Regions from separate parts of the Homo sapiens genome. Here regions 2 and 3 are each linked to region 1. The links are chromatin contacts, found by Hi-C or POLR2A ChIA-PET in ENCODE. All regions are on one chromosome and are shown on one strand. Each heading gives the region's core, a stretch centred on a gene start or an enhancer-like site at or near the end of the contact. The rest is flanking DNA. Distances are from core to core; before and after follow the strand shown. Region 1 holds the start of ABL2 (ABL proto-oncogene 2, non-receptor tyrosine kinase). Region 2 holds the start of QSOX1 (quiescin sulfhydryl oxidase 1). Region 3 has its middle 65 kb from the start of C1orf220.

What was found. A loop is a pair of places that touch in the nucleus more often than their neighbours do. ChIA-PET counts read pairs that join two places held with the same protein, here RNA polymerase II (POLR2A). Pooled maps may share reads with other maps.
Region 2: a map of CD4-positive, alpha-beta T cell shows a loop between it and region 1 (3-fold over the local background). The contact joins the promoter of QSOX1 here to the promoter of ABL2 in region 1. A Hi-C loop is called at or near these places in 1 of 168 maps with a recorded cell type or tissue (CD4-positive, alpha-beta T cell), 1 of 37 single-sample maps with no recorded cell type and 5 of 50 pooled maps.
Region 3: a loop to region 1 is called in a map with no recorded cell type, with 4 times the contacts of the local background. The contact joins the enhancer-like site here to the promoter of ABL2 in region 1. A Hi-C loop is called at or near these places in 1 of 37 single-sample maps with no recorded cell type and 2 of 50 pooled maps. POLR2A ChIA-PET finds 5 or more read pairs at or near these places in 1 of 52 experiments (B cell).

Annotation. Positions count from the first base shown.
Region 1 is chr1:179,228,418-179,230,936 of GRCh38, forward strand. It overlaps ABL2 (ABL proto-oncogene 2, non-receptor tyrosine kinase), which reads right to left and starts at 1,260. Exons shown (of 12, transcript NM_007314.4): 1 at 824-1,260. The coding sequence starts at 980. RefSeq lists an enhancer at 554-1,310 and a silencer at 766-1,175.
Region 2 is chr1:180,153,608-180,156,126 of GRCh38, forward strand. It overlaps QSOX1 (quiescin sulfhydryl oxidase 1), which reads left to right and starts at 1,262. Exons shown (of 12, transcript NM_002826.5): 1 at 1,262-1,565. The coding sequence starts at 1,301. LOC105371636 (a long non-coding RNA gene) reads right to left here and starts at 1,231. Exons shown (of 2, transcript XR_001738314.3): 1 at 392-1,231. RefSeq lists a silencer at 937-1,256 and an enhancer at 1,437-1,536.
Region 3 is chr1:178,606,861-178,609,379 of GRCh38, forward strand. No RefSeq gene overlaps it. Among named protein-coding and RNA genes, the nearest start is that of C1orf220, 65 kb to the left of the region's middle. RefSeq lists an enhancer at 1,465-1,544. Within about 2 kb of position 1,256, at least 9 of the 41 ENCODE cell types and tissues checked have a DNase peak (open chromatin) inside an H3K27ac peak, as active enhancers do; they include B cell, where a contact is called at or near this core.

The DNA.
Region 1 (2,519 bases), core at 10-2,509:
ACATTGACAATGAGATCAAAATAATAGGTTTCAGACTACAGGGAGCATACATACATGTATGTATGTATATGGGCACACGCACACACTACAAAGGAAAACTTGTTCATATCCTGACTGACGTCCTAACCATGCCCACCAACCTCTAGCCCTTGCCAGCAATCTCAGAATTGTGTGTCCTACTCTGAAGCATAGTACAGAGGCTTTGGCAAAGCCTTTCATTTCTAGTAAAAACGAAATACAAAACAAAATAAACCACAAAAGCATGTCAAAAGTGATAAGATGATGCTAACTTCATCTTCCCTACAGAAAAGCATTTGACACTGTCCACAGTTCACTATCCTGACACTGCTCATCACCTAACGTAAACACATACCTTGTACTCCACAATCTCCTGAAATTCAGTTCCCATTTCCCAATCCCTTAGGATACAACCCATTTCCCCTTCACTAACGACGGGTTTATGCTCCCACCTCTGGGACTGAGCTAATACTGCCCTTCATCCTTCCCTCTCCTGAAGCTGCCATTCACTTTCTTTCTGCAGCCGCATAGTCCCGTCCCAGAGTAGAGGACAGACCATCCAGGGTCCCCAAACCCACTTCTCTTTCCTTCTCCGCCCCCGGGATCTGCCAGCCAGGCTAGAGACGCGAGGGGGGAGGGGTGTGACTCGCCTCCCAGGACTGGACCAGATGGCAGCGGATTCCGCCCCCACTCTCAGGCACCTTCCACCCTCCGACCCCTCGGGCAGCCCGTCCGCCACCCACCCCGCCCCGACCCCACCCCCGGCCTCCCCCACGCTCTCATGCCGGCTCCCAGACACACTCACCATGCTGGGTGAAGATATTGAAGCCGGTCTCTGTGGTGCGCCCCGCCGGGTCCCGCCTGCGGCCGGAGGGCCTGGCTGCACTGCTGCCCCGGATCCCGCGGGGCTGAGGCTGCTGGAGCCCCGGAGCTTCCCCGACGCGGCCCACCTGCTGCCCCATCCCTGCTCTCGCGTACTCCCGCGCCCCCGCCGACCCCTGGTCACATTCCTCCTCGGCTCCGGCCTCGGGCTCCTGGCGCTGCTCCGGTCTCTCCCTCCCAGCCCAGGCCCTGGCCCTGAGTGGCTGGGCCACCGGCGGCTCCGCACCCGGCCTCCTCACGGCAGCCGCCGCGCTGCCTCCAGGCGACTCACAGATTCTGCTTTTCCCTCCTCCTGTCGCGGCTCCGCGCCCCCAACGCCGCCGCCGCCGCCGCCGCCACCGCCGCCGCCATCTTTAAACCACCGAGCGCTGGGAAAGCGTGGGACAGAGCGTCTCCCGCCCCCCGCCCCCCGCCCCCCGCCCGCCAGTCACCTCCGCCGCGGGGAAGGAGGGCTTCCCGGCTGCCGCCCCGCCCTGCCGCGCCGCGCCCCCCGTCCCCGCCCCCGCCTCCTCGCAGGGTGGGTCCCCCAGTGCCCACCTCATTTGCCGGCCACCGCTGCTTGAGGTCTTTCGTCCTCCGCGTCCTGTCGCCGCACCTCGGCGTCCCCCCCCTCAATCCGCCTCAGCCGACCCCCTCCCGCGTTCGGCTCCACACGCTACCGCCTTTGGGGTTGGTCGGTCTCCGGCCTTCCCCATCCCACCTCCACCTGTCAAATGAGTGAGTCGAGGGCTCAGTGCCACCGCGTGCGCAGCTCAGGTGCAGGCACAGGTGGGGCAGAAAAGCACAAGGCATTTATTTGGTCCTTGCCATCCAGTTAAGGAGCTCTAAAATACCCAGGGGGATCTCTTTTAAACACCCTTGTCAGCAGCAGGCCTCCAGTAAAAATTAAAATGGTATAAAATTTACAAGAAGAGAGTAAAATGCTACCTTATTTGATTTTAATTTTTGGAGATTATTTCATGATGTTAAATCGCACTGGCCTGGATTGTGTGCCTTCTATAGTCTCATTGGGGACGCAATTGTAGCCCCATTCCTCATATTATATTACCATGAATTCCTCTTGAACTCCTTTACCATCTCACCATATGTGAGTTTCTGTTTCCTTACAATGCCTGACAGTAAAGTTAATCTTCCCACTGGCATCCTTTATACACTGTGCACGTGGTCAGGTCTTCTTTTGATGACAAAGGAGAAAAAATATATATCTTTGACCCTGTTTCTGAGTCAGAACTTACTCATTTTAGCTTATGCAGTCTAAAGAGAGTGAATGAGGCAGAAAAGAAGCGTTTTATACATACACATATACTATATACAATTGACTCGCCATCCCCCTCTCCCACTGTGTTTACTTGCATCTTAATTCAATTTTTTTTAATTCTCAAATCTTGATCATTCTCCTGTTATTCTTTTGGCTTCCCAATTTGCTTTATAAAAAGTATCAGTTAATGGAGGTACTACACTGAAATTTTGCTTAAATTAGACAGGACGGGAGCCACTGCAAAGAAGGAACAAAACAACCACTGGAAATGTAGGGTTGGGAGAAGAGGTGGATGAAGCTCTCCTTTGCATATCTTTCCTGAACCAGGTTGACCTTAGATGAACCATCCACTGACGTAGAT
Region 2 (2,519 bases), core at 12-2,511, 930 kb after region 1:
CTACTGACTCAGTTCTTGCAAATATTAAGGGTAGACCTGTCCCTGATCTTCGTGTGTAAAATAGCACCTCCTCTGCCACTCTATTCTTACCCCAGTCTACATTTCTTCATAACATCGGTCACCATCTGATCTACATTTACTTATGTATCATCTCTTTACCCCCACTGGAATGTAAGTTCCACGTCCCTAGAGTCTATATTTTGTTTACTGCCTTATCCTTATACCTAAACAAGTGCCTGGCATGACACCACTCAGTAAAACTTGAATAAATGAATAACAAATCTAGGCTCAAAGCTCTTACAGGTGAAAGGGGCTAACCTGGCAGTCACAAAGGAAAAATATCACTGTGACAACCGTCTGAGGAGCACCTTCTCCCCTTAAAATAACTCACTCAAAACAGTGGAGCTGCAAAGGTGACCAGAGAAAATCCATTAACACCTTAGTGCCCATGACACCAGGTGAGTTGATCGGGCTACTTGCGAGAGGGACATGTGAGTGAGCGTGGAGAGCTCTGAGTAGGCTGAAGAGCTGGATGTGGGGGATCTGGGCTGCTGGGAACCCCGAATGTTGGAATCGCCCTGACAACCTTATGAGGGTGGTCAGATATGGGTCCTGAGGAAACTGATTCCACGGCAACTGCCCGCCAACCCAGCACACCCCACAGTGAAGAGGGGCTTCTGATCCATGAGTAGGGCCCCTCAAATGATGTTCCCCTTTAGATGGTCATGGTCATCAGCAGGGGTGGGTGCATCGATCCTGTGGGGTCTTGGTGGTCGCAGACCAAGCGTCCCTCTTCTCACATCTAATTCACAACGTCTCATCGCTCCGCGGGAGCCCAGGAACTGCCCTACAACAGCCGAAATCCGGGTCGTCTATTCCAACGGACTCCTCTTCCGTTGGATACGGGGGCCGTGAGAGGCCAAACAACCTCCGCGAGGCTACCCCCGCAGCGACCGCTCGGCGGGCGCTCCATTCCTTTACCGGACTGTACACCTCGCCTCCTGGGGCCTGAGGCGGGAACCCGGGTCGCGCTGCTCCGAGGCCTCGGCGGACCGCGAAAGGATGGCTCACCACCCGGCCAGGGCCAGCCCCTGCAACAAGCTCAGCCCCGCCCGCTCCCGCGCCCAGGAGCGGCCGGCGGGGCGGGGTGGCTGGGCCGGCCTCGGGGGCGGGGGCTCGGGGGCGGGGGCTCAGGGGCGGGGCCACGTGGCTCCTCCTTGCGGGCGGAGGCAGGCGGTGCCGCGGCGCCGGGACCCGACTCATCCGGTGCTTGCGTGTGGTGGTGAGCGCAGCGCCGAGGATGAGGAGGTGCAACAGCGGCTCCGGGCCGCCGCCGTCGCTGCTGCTGCTGCTGCTGTGGCTGCTCGCGGTTCCCGGCGCTAACGCGGCCCCGCGGTCGGCGCTCTATTCGCCTTCCGACCCGCTGACGCTGCTGCAGGCGGACACGGTGCGCGGCGCGGTGCTGGGCTCCCGCAGCGCCTGGGCCGTGGAGTTCTTCGCCTCCTGGTGCGGCCACTGCATCGCCTTCGCCCCGACGTGGAAGGCGCTGGCCGAAGACGTCAAAGGTGAGAAGCGGGGGCGGCCCGCTCCCCCGTGCCCCGCCGCCCGGACCCCTCCACCTGCCCGGTGGGCAGCCTCCTACTCCGGGAGCGCGTCCCTCTTCCAGTCACCTCCGCCCACCTCTTCCTCTCCGCGCATCCCACGCCCACCACCTTCATGTTTCTCAGCTCCATTTTTGCCTCCCGCTCCCTTGCCTTTTCCTCTTGGCCCTCATCCCGAGCTTCTTTCCCTCTCCGCGGCCTGGGCCCCCAGACCTGCCCTGCTCGCCCGGTTCGTCCCCCGCCAGGTTACTGCCTCCTTCCCTGCGAGAGGTCTCCTTTGTTCCTTCCTCCGCATGGTCCGCTGACACCTTACCGTTTCCTGGGCCAGCCTTGTGGCAGTCCTCTTCCTCTCGTCCAGGGACCCATGTCATCTTCCTGCCAGGTTCCCTAGCTGCTGTGGGTCAGTGCTGGGGAGAAAAGGGAACGGACATCCATTTTGCCTCCCTGCCACCTTTCTCCACTCCCTCGACTGGTTGACCAGGTGGTACATAGACTTCCTTTCTCATTTTTGTCTTTGATGTGGGTATGTCCACCTGGCAGTTTTCCTATCTCTGTTCCGGGCCTCTCCTGACCTGCCGCCTCCAGCTCCTTAGCTTCTGGGCCACATCCTTCTCTCTCTTCCCCCGCTCAGACCCTTATATTTTAAACCCATGCACCCAGAGGCCTTTGGTGCGTGTTTGGCTCTTGCTCCATGTTCCCAATCCCTGGTTGGGGCACCAAAACTATATTTCCTGAATTCCAAGACACCATCAACTGTGAGACACACTGTTCATTTTATGACAGCCCAAGGGGTAGAAGGATAGGAAAAAACCACTACATGTATAAAGATTTGAAGGTGAACTCTATTACAGAAATGCTAAAATTTTGAAACACTTAAGACTTAGAGTCGAGGAAATATGGTAATAATAGTAATTAATA
Region 3 (2,519 bases), core at 6-2,505, 620 kb before region 1:
AAAAAATCAGTTCCTGCTTCCATTCCCAGAGATTCTGATTTAAGTGGACTGGATGGGAGAAAGAAACCATATTTCTTTTTAAAATTTCCCAGGAAATCCTAATGTGCAAACATGGTTGAGAACCCCTGACCTGCAGGATAAAGTCCAGGCTCCTTCCCATGGCACCCAAGATGCTCCTGACTGGGCCCCTGGCCACCCTCTCCGGCCAGCCTCACTCCTGGCCAGTCCATGCCTTTATGTGCCAGCAACACTGAACTGCTTGCAGCTCCCAGCATTGCTTATGCTGTTCTCGCTGTCTGAAGTGCCCTCCCTACTGGTCCAACCAACATCACCTTCTACAGAAAGCCATTCCTGACTACTTTCCCTCACCTCCAGGTGCCCCGTGAAACTTTGGATGTGTCTCTATTACCGAACATTCACATGATTTTATGATACCCATCTTTCTTAAACACAAGGGAGACATTTATTTATACAGGGATAGTTCACAGAGCCCAAAGCTGCTGAAACTATAGCTGGGCCTCTCAAGCACTGGAACCCTGAATTAGAAAGCTTTCAGATACCAAGGTGCTTTCTTTCAGTCATTTTCTCTCACTGGGTTACGTGGCTTCTGGTGTCTGTTCATTGCTTTTGGATCTCCTTGGCAGACAACATTCTCTACCTCTGTGTACCTGGGTGGGCCAAAAATGGGCACTTCACAAAGGCTGAGTCAACTCCTGAAGGCCGTGTTCTCACTTCCAGCAATACTGACCAACATCCTGGCTGTCAATTCTAAAGTCCCTGAAGAGAGAATCTTATTGGCCCAGGGGTTCACCCTTGTCCATCAGCTGTGGCCAAATAGGGTTGCTGCGTAAGAGGCAAGTCTTGAAAAAATAGAGAGGAGTCATAGGATTAGCAGACTACCTAAAAGGTGACAACTATGCCCCAAGAGTCAAGGAATTCTTGAACTATGTGATAACCATGTATAGGTCAGCAATAGAGACCAAGTGCTGTGTGAGCCCAGAGGAGTAAACCATAGTAGTCTTCGATGTCAGGGAAGTCCTCACAAGAAAGTTGGCACTGGGCCAGGCATAAGAGAAAATAAAGGGCAAATGGCAATATCAGCAAGATACCTAAAAATTAGGCTTTTATGTGAAAGTACAAGAAATGGACTGAAATGGTGGCAAGATACCGGGATCAGCAGATGGGCCTAAGTTTGGTTCAGACTGTGAGAGTCTTTAAGTGACAGAATAAAAGTCTGGTCTTCACTGCTCAAGAGGGGGTTCCTCTCAGAGGACCTCAATCACTCAAGTAAGGAGAAGGGGGAGTCAGGAGACCCAGGGAGAGGCCCTTTGGGTCTGAGTTAAAGCAATGAGTCACTTCTTACTACTTAACAATGCAAAAAGCACTTTGCGGCCGGGCACTGTGGTTCAAGCCTGTAATCTCAGCACCTTGGGAGGCCGAGATGGGTAGATTACCCGAGGTCAGGAGTCTGAGACCAGCTTGGCCAACATGGTGAAATCCTATCTCTATAAAAATACAAAAAATTAGCTGGGTGTGGTGGCAGACACCTGTAGTCCCAGCTTCTCAGGAGGCTGAGGCGCGAGAATTGCTTGAACCTAGGAGGCGGAGGCTATAGAGAGCAAAGATCATGCCACTGCATTCCAGCCTGGGTGACAGATCAAGACTCTGTCTCAAAAAAAAAAAAAAAAAAAAAAGCACTTTGCCTGTGTTACTTCCTCTAATCCTCACAGTATCGTAGTGTGGGGGAGAGCTGGCTTTTATTTTACCCAGATTACTGAAGAGGAAAATGTGGTTCAGTCCGGTTATGCAACTTGCCTAAGATCACATAACTAACTGGCAGAAGCATGACTTGAATGTAGATTCTGAAGTCTAATTCTGAAGTCTATTCTCATTCCAGGGCACTGGGCTACCCAGCAATGGAAAGCTCAAGCTAAAACTGCCTTGGGTTATAATATAGAGAAAGACTGAATAATGCTGGAAAAAATATTTTTATTATTGACTAATGACATAGAAAAATGCTCATGATATGATACTGAGTGATGGAGAAAAGATTGACTACCAGACTGCATAAGCATTGTGGTGCTAATCTTAAAAAGTGTATTCTGTGCTCGTCTGTCCTGTGGACAGTGGTCAGGCTTCAGCCCCATCCCTGAGAATGGCCCCCTCTGAAAATCTTCCTTCTTTTCAACTATACTTTGCAACCATGGTGCATTCTTTTGGGTTATTCAATCACAGGGATGAAAATTTTAGTGACTGTCTCGTACCATGAATCATAGCAATTTTAGTCATAAGATAACTCTCACGTTCTACTATAAATAGGGCTGGGCTTTCATTACTAGATACACAGTAACAATTAACAATAAACAGTAGTTTTTCATAAATGGATACTGAGAGAAAATATTACAACCCTGAGTCACAATCTTGGCTAAAAGAATTGTATAATTATCTAATGTATTTTGGACTGTTGAAATATATACTTCATATTGCTCAATGATGGAACATTTTTCTTTATAAGTATT